3 separate regions of the Homo sapiens genome follow, and regions 2 and 3 are each linked to region 1. The links are chromatin contacts, found by Hi-C in ENCODE. All regions are on one chromosome and are shown on one strand. Each heading gives the region's core, a stretch centred on a gene start or an enhancer-like site at or near the end of the contact. The rest is flanking DNA. Distances are from core to core; before and after follow the strand shown. Region 1 holds the start of IRF2BPL (interferon regulatory factor 2 binding protein like). Region 2 holds the start of MIDEAS (mitotic deacetylase associated SANT domain protein). Region 3 holds the start of MIDEAS-AS1 (MIDEAS antisense RNA 1).

Region 1 (4,924 bases), core at 1-2,500:
TGCTGCTGCTGCTGTTGCTGTTGCTGTTGCGCGGCGGCGGCGGCGGCCGCCGCTGCTGCCGCCGCCGCCGCCGCTTCCTTAGCCGACAGGGCCACTGTCTTGACCCCGACGGGCGGCGGCGGCCCGGGGGAGCGGCCGTCCTGGAAGCAGCCGTGCGCCCGCTTCAGCTGGCGCGCTGTCTCGATCACGAATTCGATGCGATCAGCGCCCTCGTAGTTGACGCAACCGCGGCATACGGGTTCCGAGAAGTCCCAGATCATGGCCCAGGGCATGCGGGGCAGGTCGCACAGGTAGCAAGATTGTCTCCGGGACGAGGACACCTGCGCCGCCGACATGATGCCTGCCCTGGGGAAGGTAGGCCCCCGCCCGGGCTGTCTCCGCGGCGCCTTCTCCTCCGGGAGGACTGGCCGGCTGGGGAGGGAGTCCGACTGCGGGGGAGGGAGGAGGGGGGGCGAGAAAGTTCTGCCCCAGGGGCTGGAGGGAACGCGAGTCTCCACCGCCGGCGCAGCGCCTCGCCGTGGGGGCTCCACCGCCCGGGCAGCGGACGGGTTCAGCCCTCTCTTCGCCCCCACCTCCTACTGCGGTTGACTCGTCGCGAGGGGAGCTCAGGCGCCTTCTTCCTGGTGCTGCAGACTTGGGCTGGAAGCTCCCGGCCCGAGGGGAGGGGGCGAGGGTGCCCGGTGGTGGCCGCCGTTGCCTCTTGGCCCCCTCCCCGGAGTGGCTGGTGCGTGGAAGCTCGAAAGGGGCTGTCTCTTCCTCTCCCCGGGGACCCCCCTACGAGCTGCGTCCTCTCCCCGACGGGCCCCCTGGGGCGAGGGCCAGAGGGTTCAGTGCCACCCGGTGCCCGGGTCCAATCTTGCTGAAGCCGCTGCTTCCCCGGAGGACCGGGGGAGGGGGTGGCAGCCGAGAAAGGACCTTCTCCCCTCCGCAGCGTCGGCCGTTCTGCTGGCGGCGACTGGGTTTGCACCCCGGAGGGAGCCGCCGCGGCCACTGCTTCCAGGACGCACGAGAGCAGAGGAGAGGAGTGCACGCACGCAGGCTCCCGCCGCCCCCAGGCCTGGCCGGCGCCCGGGCCGCCGCGGCTGGCGGCGCTCACGTTGGCTGCAGGGCGCTCGCGCGGCGCCTCGGCCCGGGTCGCATCCCTTCCCGCTCGTGCTCACGCTCGCCCGGAATGTGGGGTTGTGATTGTTACTCTACGTTCCGGAGGCGCGTCTCGGCGCTCCTGCTCCGGCTGCGGCTCGCGCTGTCCCCGGCTTGGCCGCGCGGGATGCCGCCCGGGCGGAGCGCTGACGTCACCGCCATGCTCTGCACCAGTTCTTCCCCCTCCCCTTTACACTTCCTCTGTGGAGCCCACTTGTTGCTCAGGCAAGGCGCATGCGCGGCAGGACGCCCAGATTCCTCCCAGCCGGCCCCTCCTCCGCGCCTCCGCCCTCCCCTCCCCCCTCGCCGTGTGTGTACAACAGCTGAGGCCCGGCGAGCTAATGCTGGAAGTCCAGAGCTGGGGGTGGAAATTAAACAGACGATGACCTTTCCTTTCCCTGCCGGGCATTCCCAAGTAAAAACGCATTTAAGAACCACTAGCGTCGTTTCCGATCCCTGCTCCCCACCCCACCCCCAAGCCTCGGCAGTGAATTTAAATGTCCTGTTTCAGGATTTTTCGCCGTGAATTTCGTATAAGGTATTAACCATTTCATCTGCGGTTGAACCTTATCCCCCCCGGCATGGATGTTAAATTCATCGCCACCACTGATGCCGAAGCACCTGCAAAATTAGCTGTTTTCCAATCTTCCAGAAATTGTCTTTTCTATTTGTTTTTGTGCCCTGATCTAGGAACCCGGGCTTCAACGATAGAGCTAAATGAATTCAGAGTGCGCTACCCTTCCCCCCAGCCGCACTTTAAAAATTTTGGCTGAACGTCTGAAGAAGATACGAGCACCCCGAGGCCTTTAAGGAAAACAGGCAACTGGCTGCGCACAGCTGCAGTTCAGGGCAGGGAGGGGGAGGGGCCGGAGAGGCCAAACAGGTGAGTGTTTTTTCTAGAGTTTGATTTTTAAAAGGTGGAGGCAGCATTTAATAATACTGATACATTTTTGTAAAGCACAGCCGCAGTTTTCAAAGTTCTTTCTCAGGCGCTGTGATCTCACTCCATGTTGCCCCAGAAGGCGGAACAAGGCCGTGATTTTTTTTTTTTTTTTTTTTTAAGACGGAGTCTTGCTCTGTCGCCCAGGCTGGAGTGCAAAATGGCGCGATCTCGGCTCACTGCAACCTCTGCCTCGCAGGTTCAAGCGATTCTTCCGCCTCAGCCTCCCAAGTAGCTGTGATTACCGGCACCCGCCATCAGGCCCAGCTAATTTTTTGTATTTTTGTAGAGACATGGTTTCACCATGTTAGCCAGCTGGTCTTGAACTCCTGACCTCAGGTGATCCTCCCGCCTCGGCCTTCCAAAGTGCTGGGATTACAAGCATGAACCACCACGCCCGGCCAAGGCCGTGATTTCTTCTGCCTTACAAGATCACTGCTCATCAGTATTGCTTATGGCACGATGGATATGTTGGTCATAGCTCTAGTTGGGGCATTTCTATTGATTATTCTAATTATTGGGTTTGCTTTTTTTTTTTTTTTTATTTCATGAAAACTGAGATAATCCCAGGGAAGGCTGGAGAAGGGAAAGCAATATAATGGGATTTCGGATTCTGAAGTGTGGCCCACCAGATTGAAATTTCCTCTCCATCACTAACTGGCTCTCCACCCTTAAGCTAGTTACCCACAAAATCTCTCTTTTCCATGGAAAAGAGAATGGAATGATAGCTCCCAGGTTGTTAGGGTTGTTTGAGATTTCAACTTCGGTTTTTTGTTTTTTTGAGATAGGATCTTGTTCTGTTGCCCAGGCTGGAGTGCAGTGGCACACTCGCGGCTGGCAGCAGCCTGACCTCCCAGGCTCAAGTAATCCTCCCACCTCAGCCTCCCTAGTAGCTGGGACTACAGGCATGTGCCATTACACCTGGCCAATTTTTTTGTATTTTTGGAAAGGGATGGGGTTTTGCCGTGTTGCCCAGGCTGGTCTCAAACTCCTGGGCCCAAGTGATGCACCCACCTTGGCCTCCCAAAGTGTTGGGATTACAGGCATGAGCCACCTCACCCGGCCTCAATTTGTTTCTTGTCATAAGAAGAGATAACGCTTACTTAGACTTGCCGTGGGACCTTAGTAAACTAGGTGGCTTTACTTGCATCACCCTTAATATTATCTACATTATTAAGGGGATATTATCTATAGTATTTTGTTGTTGTTTTGAGACAGAGTCCACTCTGTCACCCAGGCTGGAGTACAGTGACGCAATCTCAGCTCACTGCAACCTCCACCTCCCAGGTTCAAGCAATTCTCCTGCCTCAGTCTCCCAAGTACCTGGGGATACAGGCGCCCGCCACCACACCCAGCTCATTTTTGTATTTTTAGTAGAGACGGACTTTCACCATGTTGGCCAGGCTGGTCTCGAACTCCTGACCTCAGGTGATCCTCCCGCCTCAGCCTCCCAAAGTGCTGGGATTACAGGCATGACCCACCGTGACCGGCCTATTACAGTATTAAACCCTTAATATTATCTACAGGGTAGATTCTTTTACCTCCATTTTACAAACCAGGAAAGTAAAGAGGCTATATAACTTGCCTACAGCCATTAGTGATGGGGCTGGGATTTGAATCCAGTAAATCTGATTTGAGGTGTCTTTGACAAGCTCAGGCTTGCAGAGGTGGTTTGGGGTGCTCAAAATTCCCATCAGCCCCAGTTGATTTGGTGTTACATACAATCTTACGTAAGTACTATGCCAATACACCTTCATAACCAACCCCCAGCCTCCCCTTCCAAGCGCATTTGTACCACTGAGTTCTATATACAGAAGTTGTAGATCTGTCACTACCAGACTGTAACTTAAATACACCATACAGAATGGAGAGCAGTGTTGGACTCACAGTTAGTGTTAGTTATTATTAGTATTGATACTAGTGTTGGTACTATTGCTGGTTGACATGTGACAGTACTTAGTAAACTGCATAAATTGTGAGGATCACTATTATCACTCTTATTACTAGTAATTGCAATAAAGTTCAGTGGAAGCAACAAGAGATACTTACTTTTATTTTGACACTTGACTTCCAGAGCCTGTTCCCCTATCCAACCCTCCCCAGAGCCCCAATCTCCCACTCATTCTGGGGCCCCTGAGTGCAAAGGAAAGGCGAGTTTTTAAGGACAGAAGAGGAGGAGGAGCCCTAGGGAGCCCCTCTTTCATCTCAAAGCAGCCAGATTTCTGTTTTTGCAAAACAGTGAGCTCACTGTGCACTCTAGAGCAATAATAAACTTTCTCTGGCCTGCTGGCACTTTGCAGTGATTCCTCTGCAAAGAGTTGCTTGGGGAGCATTGCCTCACTCTCCCAGACTTCAGCCCTCCCCACACTACCGCTACCCTGGAGTGAGTCAAAACATAGGGGTGGGAAATGGTTTGACATCCCCGCCAGCCTGGGGCTCCTTAGCTTTGGCTCGGTTGGGTGACCCATTTCTTTACATTAATATTTATTCAGCCCTTCCCTTTATTAAACCAAAAATATTAGGGAAATAGCAACTTAGCCACAACCCTCCAGCCAGGCTGCTAGAGAAAGCAAGTTGGATTCTATGTCATGGTGTTATGTTTGGTATGCACACACATATGTCTCCATCTCCCTGTCTGTCTCTGTCTTCACTGTTACTAAAGGAGATATATATACACACATACATGCTGGGGTGCCTTCAGACACACTGAGTTAGAAATCAACGTGTATTTAAACAGACTTCCATTACAGACTCATAATCCTTTCATTTATAAAACACAGCTGTCTCCAAACCGCCCCCCCCCCCCCAACCAAAAAAAAGAATCAACATCATTTGTGGTATCTC
Region 2 (4,924 bases), core at 1,405-3,904, 3.3 Mb before region 1:
GCAAGAGAGGGGCTCTCAACCTGAAGATTCCTGGACTGGGCCCATTCCCCTTCCCCTCTTCTGTCAGAGGTCTTGGCACCCCTGGGCAGCCTTTCTCTGGGGACTCTAGACACAGGAGGCCCTCAGCTGAATCCACAACTGCATGTTGTCTTTTCTTGTGTTCCACTTATTGAAAGCAGCAGCACACAGGGTCAAACACTGGGGCTATTTTAAAATCCCACATGTAAAAATTAAATTCTCATCCCCATGGGCACTCCAGGGCGCTCTTTCCTGGGGCGGGGTGAGGAGCTGACAGAGTCACGGGAGTGGGGGTTCTGCTGGCACTTGGAGAGGCCACACTGGCAGTGGCTAGGCTGTTCCAGAGCAAGCTGGCAAGCTGTATGACCTGGGGGCATCCTCCAGGTTCTTCACCCCCTTGTCCCCCCGGGAGCTACACGGACCAGAGTAACCAGCCAGAGGCCAATCCAATTAGAGTGGAGACTGGACCAGGGCCATGCAACGAGATGGTTTATCACAGTAATTGAATGTTTACGCTCCTATTATTCACTGTCCAGAGCAGTTGGAAAAGGAAGACCTACGAATTCTCAACCCGGGAAGGCTTCTCCTTTTCCCTGGGTTCTGAAGCCACTTAACACCCAAGGAAAGGGTGCATTTCTCTGATCCAAAAGGGGCGTGTGCCACACCTTTGGTGGGAGGCTCTAGAGCAAGACAGGTGGTTTCTCCCCTCAGCTGAGGCCCCCTAGGGAGGACTGGCTTCTCGGTCCACCTTCACTAGGCCTTCAGTCTCAACCCTGAAGCTACAGGAACAAGAAGATCCCAGATCACCTGGCCAGGCTCCCCCTGCTGGAGCAAGCCAGACATCCCCTCCCTCCCCCAGCCGCAGCTGCCAACAGGGATCCCCTGCATACGCGGGCCACCGGGGCCTCCGTGGCCAGCCTCTCTTCCCCCATCCCACCGCCCCCCGCGCGAGGCTCCACAGGCTGGCACACAGGTCCCACGTGGGATGGTGGAAACAGGAAGCAGCCACCGTAGTTGTGACCAACAAAGTTTTAAATGGGGCATATAACTTCCCCTTTCATCTTCTCACCAGCTCTCGCTGGAGGCTGGGCTGGGACGGACACCCGGCCTCCACTTTCTGTGGCAGGTACCTCCTCCATGTCGGCCCGCCTTGGGGCTGAAGCCTGAAGGCCCCAGGGCACACGAAGTTCCCCTTCCTCCCCTAGACCTTTACCCAGAGGCCTTGGGGGCAACCTGACACACATGGTCCTGCATGTGCGACTTGGGAGGCGACGTGACCAGCTCCACCAAGCCGGCCATATGCAGGGCCCGGCCGAATCCCGGGTTTCGGCGCTGCCGCCAGGCACCAGGGAACACAGCTCCCCGCGAGGCACCGCGCGGGCTGGGAGGGCTGCGGCGGCGCGGGCGTGCGGGGGCGCGCGGGAGGATGACAGGTCTGAGGTGCGCCCGCCCGCGCGAAGCGCTCCAGCCTAGGCCTCTGCTGACTGCATTTGCCCCAGTTCCCCAACGCCCCTGCACCTCTGTCCCCCAAACTCCTGGCGTGGACGCCGCGTCCAGGCCCACTTTCCCGTGCACGCTGGCAGGGGAAGGGGCTCCCGCGCCAAGTTCCCTCAGCTGGCTAGCCCCTCGCCGCGCCTTCCGGGCCTGGGCTCCGTCACGTCAGCCGGTCCCCACGGACACCACGTTTCTCTCCAGCGGAGGAGGAGCAGCCGGATTCCCGAGCCGCCGCGGGCCGCCGGGTGGGGAGGGCTTTCCTGGCGGGGCCGCGCCCGGGTGGGCGGGGGCCGCGCGCAAGCTGCGTAGCTGCACAAACACCGCGGGGCTGCGCTGCACACGCAGCTGCGGGCCGAGGGCGCGGACCGCGGGGGAGGGGGCGGCGGGCTGCAGGCGGCCCCCGCACGGCCACACGCGCCCGCTCCACCGCCGCCCAGGCCGCAGAAGTTCGAGCGCAGCGGCCCCCGCGGCCCCCTCTCCGGGCCGCGCCTGCAGAGCTGCAACCCGCCGTGCGAGCAGCCACAGCTCGCGCGCCGCCTGGGGTCCCCTCGCCGGCCCCGCCGCGTGCAGGCCTCGGCCGCCGGCCAGGCAGCCCCACTTACCCAGCTCTTGCCCGGGCTCCGGGCTCCGGGCTCGGCTGTCCCCCTTCCGCCGCGGGTCGCCGCCTTCGGTCGCCTCCGGGACTCCAGCCGCCTGCACGCACTCCCGATTTTAAAAACAAACAGGCGCCGTCGCCTCCCCGCGGCGCTCGCGGGGCTTCCGCCAGCCCGCGCCTCCCGAGGCTGAGAAGTTTGCTGGCAGGGCCCGGGCGGGACGCGCGGGCTGTCACCCCCCGCTTGCGATGCAGGAGCCTCGGCGCGCCCCGCACCCGTGCCGTCCGCCTCGCGAGCGCTCTGCCTCCCTCCGTGTCACCCCCAGTCCTGCGATGCAGTGTCAGGATTGCACGGCTCTGACTCATCGGTTGAGCTCACAGCTTGAAAAAAAAAAAAAGAGAGAGGGCGAGAGGCAACAGCGGAGGAGGAGGACTCTGGCGTGCTACAAAGGATTGCACAACTCGAGGCTGGGAGCGCGGAGCGCCCAGCGGCCGGCCGGCGCGCGCGGCACCGCGGCGAGCAGGAACCAGCTCTACCACTTCATCAGCACAACTGTCTCGGGGCGGCCTCAGCCAGCAGGCCCGGCGCCGCCCACTTCCTGCGACCAAATAAGGCCGGGGAAGGCGTCCTTAAACCTCAGGCGGCGGCCGGGGCTGGGGATTTCCAGCAGACCTCACCTCCACTCACGAGTCGGTCGCCGTCCCCATCCCCCGCCCAGGCTGGCGCCCCCGATGGCTTTGCTGGCGGGCCACGCTGCTAGTTCCTTTCACACCAAGGTCAGGAGGAGACGGTGACGAAATGTTTGGAAACCCATTGAGCCTGCCAGGAAAGTGTGTGTGTGATGCTGGGGAAGGCACAAGTCGCTTTCTTCCACAAAGAAACTCTCTCTGGTTTTGGATACGGTAAATCATGCACAATCCTCTCCATGGCATTTTATTAACAGACTCTCCGAGTTTCACTTTCTGGCTCAAAAGCGTCCTGGTGCGTGTAAAGGTTATTGAGAAACTGGCCTCAGTCCCTAGAAAGGACCCACCATCTCCATCGCTTAGGTGAGGAAAATCTCCTGGATTTAAATCTAGCAACTCAGGCCAGAGTTGAGCGGCTTTTCACTCCATACTCACATTTTCCCCTGTCTTCCCTAAATATCCCCCTGATCAATTCTCAGGTCCAGGCCTTGATGCCTCCTTGCCTGACTGGTGGGAAGATGGAAAACATTTTTGCAGCTCAAGAGGTTGGTTCTGGCCCCCACATTCAATGGGGCTCTAGGGCCAGGGGAAAGTTCAGGGGAGTGTGTCCTATTCTTCCTTCCAAGTTTTTTGGTGGTGGTGCAGTGGTGGTGGTGGCGGCGGCGGTGGTGGCGGTGGCTGTTTTTCAAGGAGATGGGTCACAAGGAGATTTTCCTTTGAAAGAAAAACCACCGAAGAATACCATGTGTCCTGGCAGCCACTTTTCAAAACACTGTGGCCAGACCTGAGAACCAGGTGCATCCCTCACTTTCTCAGGGAGAAGAGGAGGGAGGGGCAGCAGAATATGATTCTCACACACTCACTGGGCCTACAGGGCCAGGGTGGGGTGTGGAGGACACAGGCAAAACTTGGATCTTCTGCCCAGAAATCCTGCCAAACCTGCACTTGCTTCTAAGGGGGCATGGCTTTCCTGTCCTCTTCCACCTCTTTGCTGGCTGGAGCACCTGCGTACATGTACACCTGGAAGTCACACCTCCCCAAGAGGAGAAGGGCTTATTTGCACCATGTTATGATAGATATGTCAAAATAAGGAACACTTAAAACAATCTTATCTACAAAATACAGGTAATTATGCCACAGGACTGGACCAGAGGACCTCTTGAGATCCCTTCCAGTTCAAGATCCATGATTCTGTGATTACAGTAAGTGAATAGAGGAGCTAGGGAAACCACCTTCTACAAAAAAAAGCCCGGGCTCCCCGATTTAGCATCTGTGATGACAGTATTGTTCCTGGCAGCTCTCAGAGCACTTCTCCATACAGTCTCCTGAAGAGCCCTGCATGTGAGTTTTATCTCTCTCAATCTGTGGATGTACTGAGGTTCAGAGAGGTTAAGTGAATTGCACCAGGTCACAGGGCAAGCCAAGCATCTGTGACCTCTCTGCTCCTCCCCCAGAGGAAGGCAGTGAGCAATTGAGGAACTGCAGTGCTCAGGCCTGCAGACCCCCAAGCAGAGGCCAGACTCTCAGGGCTCCTGGCAAAGGATCAGGGTAGAGCCTTTTTACTTTTTTCATTTGCCTGATTTCTTCCCTCCCACTGACAACACATCCAAGTGAGGGAAGCAAAAGCAAAGCCATTTGGTCTCCAGTGCCCACTGCTGCCAAGTTCCTCTGCAGACCTGTGGCCATCCTCACCTCCCCTGAGAGCCCAGCCCCTGCAGTTGGCCTTAGGCCAGCCCAGAGTGAGCCCCTAAGAGCTTGTGCAGACCAGCCCAGGGATGTTCCCAACCAACCAGAAAACCTGACTGGGAAGCACATTGCTAGAAGAGCCTGCCATCATGGAGCCAGGGCCCAGCCTTCAGGGAACAGGTGAAAGCCACTCCAAAGGAGTGGCCCAGGAAGCAGCATACATAGTGGAGGCAGGTGGCAGGGGAAACAGAGAAGTCAGTGGCCCTGAAGGAGCCTTGCTCACCTTGGAGCGGCACCGCCCTTCACTACAGCTAAACTTCCAAATTCAGGCCACCTAAGAAAGGAGAGAGAAGAAAAGGGGCACACATGTGTGCAGGGGAGGAGGGCTCAAGACTATACCAAATAGCCCCCCCTTGGCAGGAGAAGTCTACCTCAAAAAGGCGGGCA
Region 3 (4,924 bases), core at 1,184-3,683, 3.2 Mb before region 1:
TGTGCCCATGACACACACCTGGCACAAGGCTGCAAAACAGCATTTTTCCTCCAGGTGAAGCTCAGATACTTGGCTGGAAAGGCCAGGCATTGGAGAAACTCCAGTGCACTGGAATCATCAGTACCTGCCACTCTGAGCAGAGAGGCTGCCCATGCCCAGCATAAGGTGGTACCACCTAGCCACACAGCAACGTAGCTGGGCTGAGTGCTCCCCATGAGCGTCTTCTGCCTAGGACAGGGAGTTATCAGGTTGAGATTTAGAATGTGAAAACGATGGCCCTGCACAAATCCAATACACGCCTTTTTTACTGTGTTTTAAATCTCTCTATACAATTATACCCCTGTAAGGCCCTCAACAAGACACTGTTTGCCTTCTTTCCATACTTGCAGGCTTGGCTCCCTTCCTGCAAGGCAGCATGGCAAATGGGAGGATCCCTGCTCTGGTCTGTGCCACAGTCCCTGCTAAGAAAGTGGGCCTAGGGTTCCTATGGAGAAGGAGGAGTCACTCCTCTGCCCCTCCCAGACCCAGACCACCAGCACAGACAAAAGTGCTACCACTTGCACGTTTCCTCTTTGCCCAGCACAATAAAGGAATTAGGACCTACCACCTACTAAGTTTCTGCAGCTGACACTTCCAGGCTTAAAGTCTAGCACGCCAGCTCAGTCACACATGGTCTGACGAGTCCTCTTTGCAACTCAGCCCCAACCCAGCCACCCGTGCAATTTTGCTAATTCAAACAGCTTTCCCGTTTAGAGAGGTTGATAGCCATCTCCCATCTCCTTTTCCTACTGACGTCATCCCACATTTTCTCCGGAGACAAATAAGGGTAGAGTTCCTGGGATAGTTTTCAGGCTGCCTAAGATAGGAGTGCAGTGGCCTCCCGAGTCCACCCCACATCTCAGGCTTTGGACAAGTCGTCAAAAGTGAGAGGGAGGTAATGAAATAAATCACCTAGCTAGGGTTAAAGGGCAAAAAGAATTTGGAGACTGCAGCTCAGACCCAGATCTATCCTGGGCATTTGCAGTGCAAAGCTGCGTTTTCTTCGCCACTACCGAGGTCTTGCACAATAGCCTGTGTATAAACATCCACGCCAACAATGCCTGACTGTGCAATCACGCTGTAATTACAGGCCGGCAGGAAGCTGCTGCTAGGAACTGCACCATTCAACCTCTAGGACACCCCATCTCGAGTCTCCACGGCTCGGACGCACTTTCCTGCACACACCAACGTGTCCCCGCCGCCGCCGCTACAGTTGCAGTCTCGCCACTGGCCCGGGCCGCCAGCCCCTAGTTACTCTGCAGGAATGTCCCAAACTTCTCAGCTGTTCTTTAAAAAACCCTGCGCCACGAGGCTACCGAGGGCGACGGGAACCACCGTCAAAGTTCCTGCAGCACATTCCTGCAGCCCTTGCAGTTTTAGGAAACAGAAAAGAACGAGATGCCACAGAGTCCGCTGGAAGCGGGTTTCTGAGTTTTATATAGAAAACACTCACATATGTACGTGGGTGTGCTGACAGTTTTTATGGCTAAATTGCAAAGTGTTAGGCCTTAGCGATCACTGTCAGGTTTGGGACATGGTTGGGAAGGGTAAAGGGGGAGTCAGGAGCGATTCATTTCAAGGGGGCTTGGGGACAATTCCGGTTTGGTTTTCTGAAAATGCGTAGGGTTGTTTTCCCAAACTTCCGAGCTACTCTGCTCTTCGTCCCAGGAAGGCCAAGCAAATAAAAGTCCGGGGAAAGTTCCTTTAACTTCCTTCCTGCGCCCTCGACAAGGGCTGCGAAGAGGAAGAGGTCATTTCCCAGGGAAGCACCGGGCAGGGGCCGAGAGCTGCGCCCAGCCTGCAGGGATGGAGGCGCTGGGCGGAGGGCTGGCTGCAGACGTAGGCCCCGGAAAGCCCCTTCCCCCCACCCTACCTCAGGCCAACGGCGCCTGGAGCTGGCCCCGCTGCAGCCCTTGCTGTTTGAAGTCCCGCGGCAAAGCGGCGACAACACCGGCGCAGCCCGGCGCCCCGACCCCGGCCGCCGAGCTCCCTCCCTGCAGCACCCCGGCACCCCAGCGCCCGGCCCAACCCGGCCCGCCACATCCGCGCCCGCGCGGCCCAGCCCGAGCCCCGGAACGATTCCGAGCCCCACGCCGGCGCCCGGTGGCGGGAGGGGGCGCCGAGCCCGCGGCTTACCTGCGTGCTGGATCCCCGGGCTGCTCGGAGGGGTGCGGGGCGCAGGCGAGTGCGGCCCGCAGACTCTAACTTTGTTGCTCTCGGGACGGCGCAGTCGTCACTTCCTCGCGGAGCGGGCGGTGCGGCCCGGGCTGTGCGGCCCGGGCTGTGACCCAGCGGCTCGCGCGGTGGCGCGCAGGGCCCTGCAGCCAGCCGCCCCGCCCGCGCCCCCGGCTCCGCGCGCCCCTGGCCCCAGGCGCCGTCTCCCCACTCTGCGCGCCCTCGGCTGCGGGGTAGCGGGCAGCCCTGCGCTGCCGGCCGCCTAGCCTGCACCCCCCGCCCTGGGAGGGAAGCCTCGCTCCAGCCGCGTCGTTTCCGCGCCGAAGTGCGATCCGGGGCCCCGCGCTGGAGTCCCCTGCTCTCAGGCTGGTCTGGAAGGTGGTGGTGGGGTTCAGGGTCCCCGGAAAGCTGGGGTTCCAGGGTAAACACCAGTACACAAACAAAGCGGTGGGGGAGGGGAAAGAAAAAGTTTTTCCGTTTGGTGTTGGGGCTAAAAGGGTCATGTCAGAAAGCAGTGTGCTCTATGTGTTCTTAATGCCTAAAGTGGGCCTTAAAACAAGGGTCCCTGTCCCCACGTTCTCTCTAAAAGTCTGCATGATGTCCCTCGTCATTTCTACGGGTTATAAGTGAGCAAGACGTTTACCACGTATCACACTTCTGGGGGCTATTTCAACGCCCAAGCTGGGGCTGCAGAATGGTTTCTGTTCTAATCCTCCCCCGCGATTTCCACCTCTTTACACTCAACTCACAGAAAATAGAGTCTGATGCATTCTGTGTTTCATCACCGGTCAAAAGTGACTTTGAGGGTAGGGTGGAGGCCTGAGAAGGGCAGCTTCAGGCAATAGTAATCCTGAAATTTATCATTGCTCAAAATAAATGTGCTCACCTTATTAAAAAGTACAACGGAAAGCCACCTTTAAGATAAGTAGCAACCAAGTCGTTAAACAGCAGTCTTCAAGGAAGAACTCCTGATCTCATAAGGCTGGAGAAAAAACGGGGTTAGCCTTTGCTGGTGAAAAAAAAAAAAAAAGACATTCGAAACTGCAGTGAAGGGCTTTCATAACAGAAACATTAGCTTCATTGTAGCTTGTCGTGGAAAACAGGGACCTTTTAATAGGTGGTTCAAAAGCATCAGTTAGGGCTCAACAATTTTCCTTTTTTCCCCAAATACTGCTTCTCCTAGCACATTGGCCAGATAAAACCTCCCCCCTTTCAATGCTTCATCTTTTTATGAAAACACAGGAAACCATAAACTTGAGTGAAGGCTTTGTTCAGAAAGGTGGATGTAAGACTGATGGAAAATGACATTTGGGAAATGATCCCCAGGTCTGTGTTAATCTCTCATGGAAAGCCACAGACTCACCCAAAGATAGGCGTATGAAGATCGAAGCTCTCCTAGCAACATGAAATCCTCCACGTTGCAGCTGCTACGCCCTAGTTCTGATTTTTACTAAGACATTAATGGCACATTATAAATACAAAATGTGCAATGCAAGAAAAATAATACTGCTTTGAGAAATAACTGCATCATTAGACTCAATAATTAAAGTTCCCTGAAATTCTTCTTACATCACGCTATTGTGGGGAGATGGTGAAGGGATTGCCCATTTCAATTTTGGAATAAATAGAAGTAATTCCTTAGTGCATTCTGCTTAAGGCAACCAATGAGAGAATATGTTAGCCAGGCTTCTAAAGGCAATCATGTGATACTCCATATTTGCTAAAACAAGAGCTGAATATTTTTTTTGTTCCATATGCAATTCCAAATTTTCAGTCACAATTTCATGAATATTCAGTATTTCTGCATGCCCAGGAGTAATTAGCAGACAGTGTAAATGTGTGAAGGCCTGACACTTACACATACATTGCTTTTTTCTCTATGTAAGGTGGCAGTTGCTGGAGTACCAGGGCACCAAGTGGAGGATGTGGTAGACAGCCTCTAAGATGCGCCCCCTGCCAATGATCTCTGCCTCCAGGTATTCATACCCTTGTATAATCCTCCCTCCTTAAGTGTAAGCTGAATCCATTGACTGAGTTCTGACAAATAGAATATGGCCAGTGATGTGATCTTACTTCTGAGACTAGGTTATAAAAAAAAAAAATGCGGCTTCCATACTGGGTCCTCTCTATGCCTTTCACTCTCTGGGAACACTCACTGTGGGGGAAGCCAACTGCCACGTCCTAAGGCAGCCTGGTAGAAAGGGAGCTAGGCCTGCCAACCACCGTTTGAGGGAGCTTGGAAAGGGATGCCTCTCCTTCCCCCCATGTTAATCAAGACTTCAGATAAGACCTTCAACCCCAGCCAACAGCTGAAGGGCCTCCCTCGGGCCCTTCAGGCAGAGGCACCCAGCTAAGCTGCCTGGATTCCTGACCCACAGAAACTATAAGATAATAAATGTTGTCTTAAGCTGCTGTGTTTTGAGGAATTCATTACATGGCCACAAATAACAGAGACCAGTAGAGAATCATTGGGGACCCAGTGACAACCCTGCACAGCCTTCCTGATAGAACATGGAAAGGAAAGCAGGGGCCAGAGCCAGATCTAAGCATAACACAAACCCCAAGAACAGAAGGCCGAGCTCTCAGTCCTTTTGCAGAGCGAGGGTCATTCTTGAATTTAAACTAGGTCGGGGGTGTGGACTCCTGCTTGGTCCCAGGCAGCCCTGGTATTGGGTGTCACCTACCTGACAGCACATACAGATGTCTTTGT

What was found. A loop is a pair of places that touch in the nucleus more often than their neighbours do. Pooled maps may share reads with other maps.
Region 2: a loop to region 1 is called in a pooled map, with 6 times the contacts of the local background. The contact joins the promoter of MIDEAS here to the promoter of IRF2BPL in region 1. A Hi-C loop is called at or near these places in 3 of 37 single-sample maps with no recorded cell type and 11 of 50 pooled maps.
Region 3: a pooled map shows a loop between it and region 1 (5-fold over the local background). The contact joins the promoter of MIDEAS-AS1 here to the promoter of IRF2BPL in region 1. A Hi-C loop is called at or near these places in 2 of 37 single-sample maps with no recorded cell type and 5 of 50 pooled maps.

The regions. Positions count from the first base shown.
Region 1 is chr14:77,027,458-77,032,381 of GRCh38, forward strand. It overlaps IRF2BPL (interferon regulatory factor 2 binding protein like), which reads right to left and starts at 1,251. Exons shown (of 1, transcript NM_024496.4): 1 at 1-1,251. The coding sequence starts at 335. It overlaps LOC107984638 (a long non-coding RNA gene), which reads left to right and starts at 11. Exons shown (of 4, transcript NR_190002.1): 1 at 11-354; 2 at 1,831-2,023; 3 at 2,204-2,279; 4 at 2,370-4,115. It overlaps LOC105370579 (a long non-coding RNA gene), which reads right to left. Exons shown (of 2, transcript NR_169510.1): 2 at 4,102-4,924. RefSeq lists silencers at 381-880, 1,001-1,210, 1,411-1,540 and an enhancer at 2,304-2,824.
Region 2 is chr14:73,757,649-73,762,572 of GRCh38, forward strand. MIDEAS (mitotic deacetylase associated SANT domain protein) reads right to left here and starts at 2,655. Exons shown (of 13, transcript NM_001367710.1): 1 at 2,115-2,655. MIR4505 (microRNA 4505) reads left to right here and starts at 1,099; the gene lies at 1,099-1,171. RefSeq lists enhancers at 623-672, 2,733-3,062, 3,978-4,500, 4,501-4,924, 4,624-4,923 and silencers at 1,323-1,432, 1,793-1,942, 2,073-2,312.
Region 3 is chr14:73,784,927-73,789,850 of GRCh38, forward strand. MIDEAS-AS1 (MIDEAS antisense RNA 1) reads left to right here and starts at 2,434. Exons shown (of 3, transcript NR_109995.1): 1 at 2,434-2,583; 2 at 4,101-4,190. It also overlaps a transcript of MIDEAS not described here. RefSeq lists silencers at 1,879-2,468, 2,519-2,568, 2,649-2,708 and an enhancer at 3,059-3,108.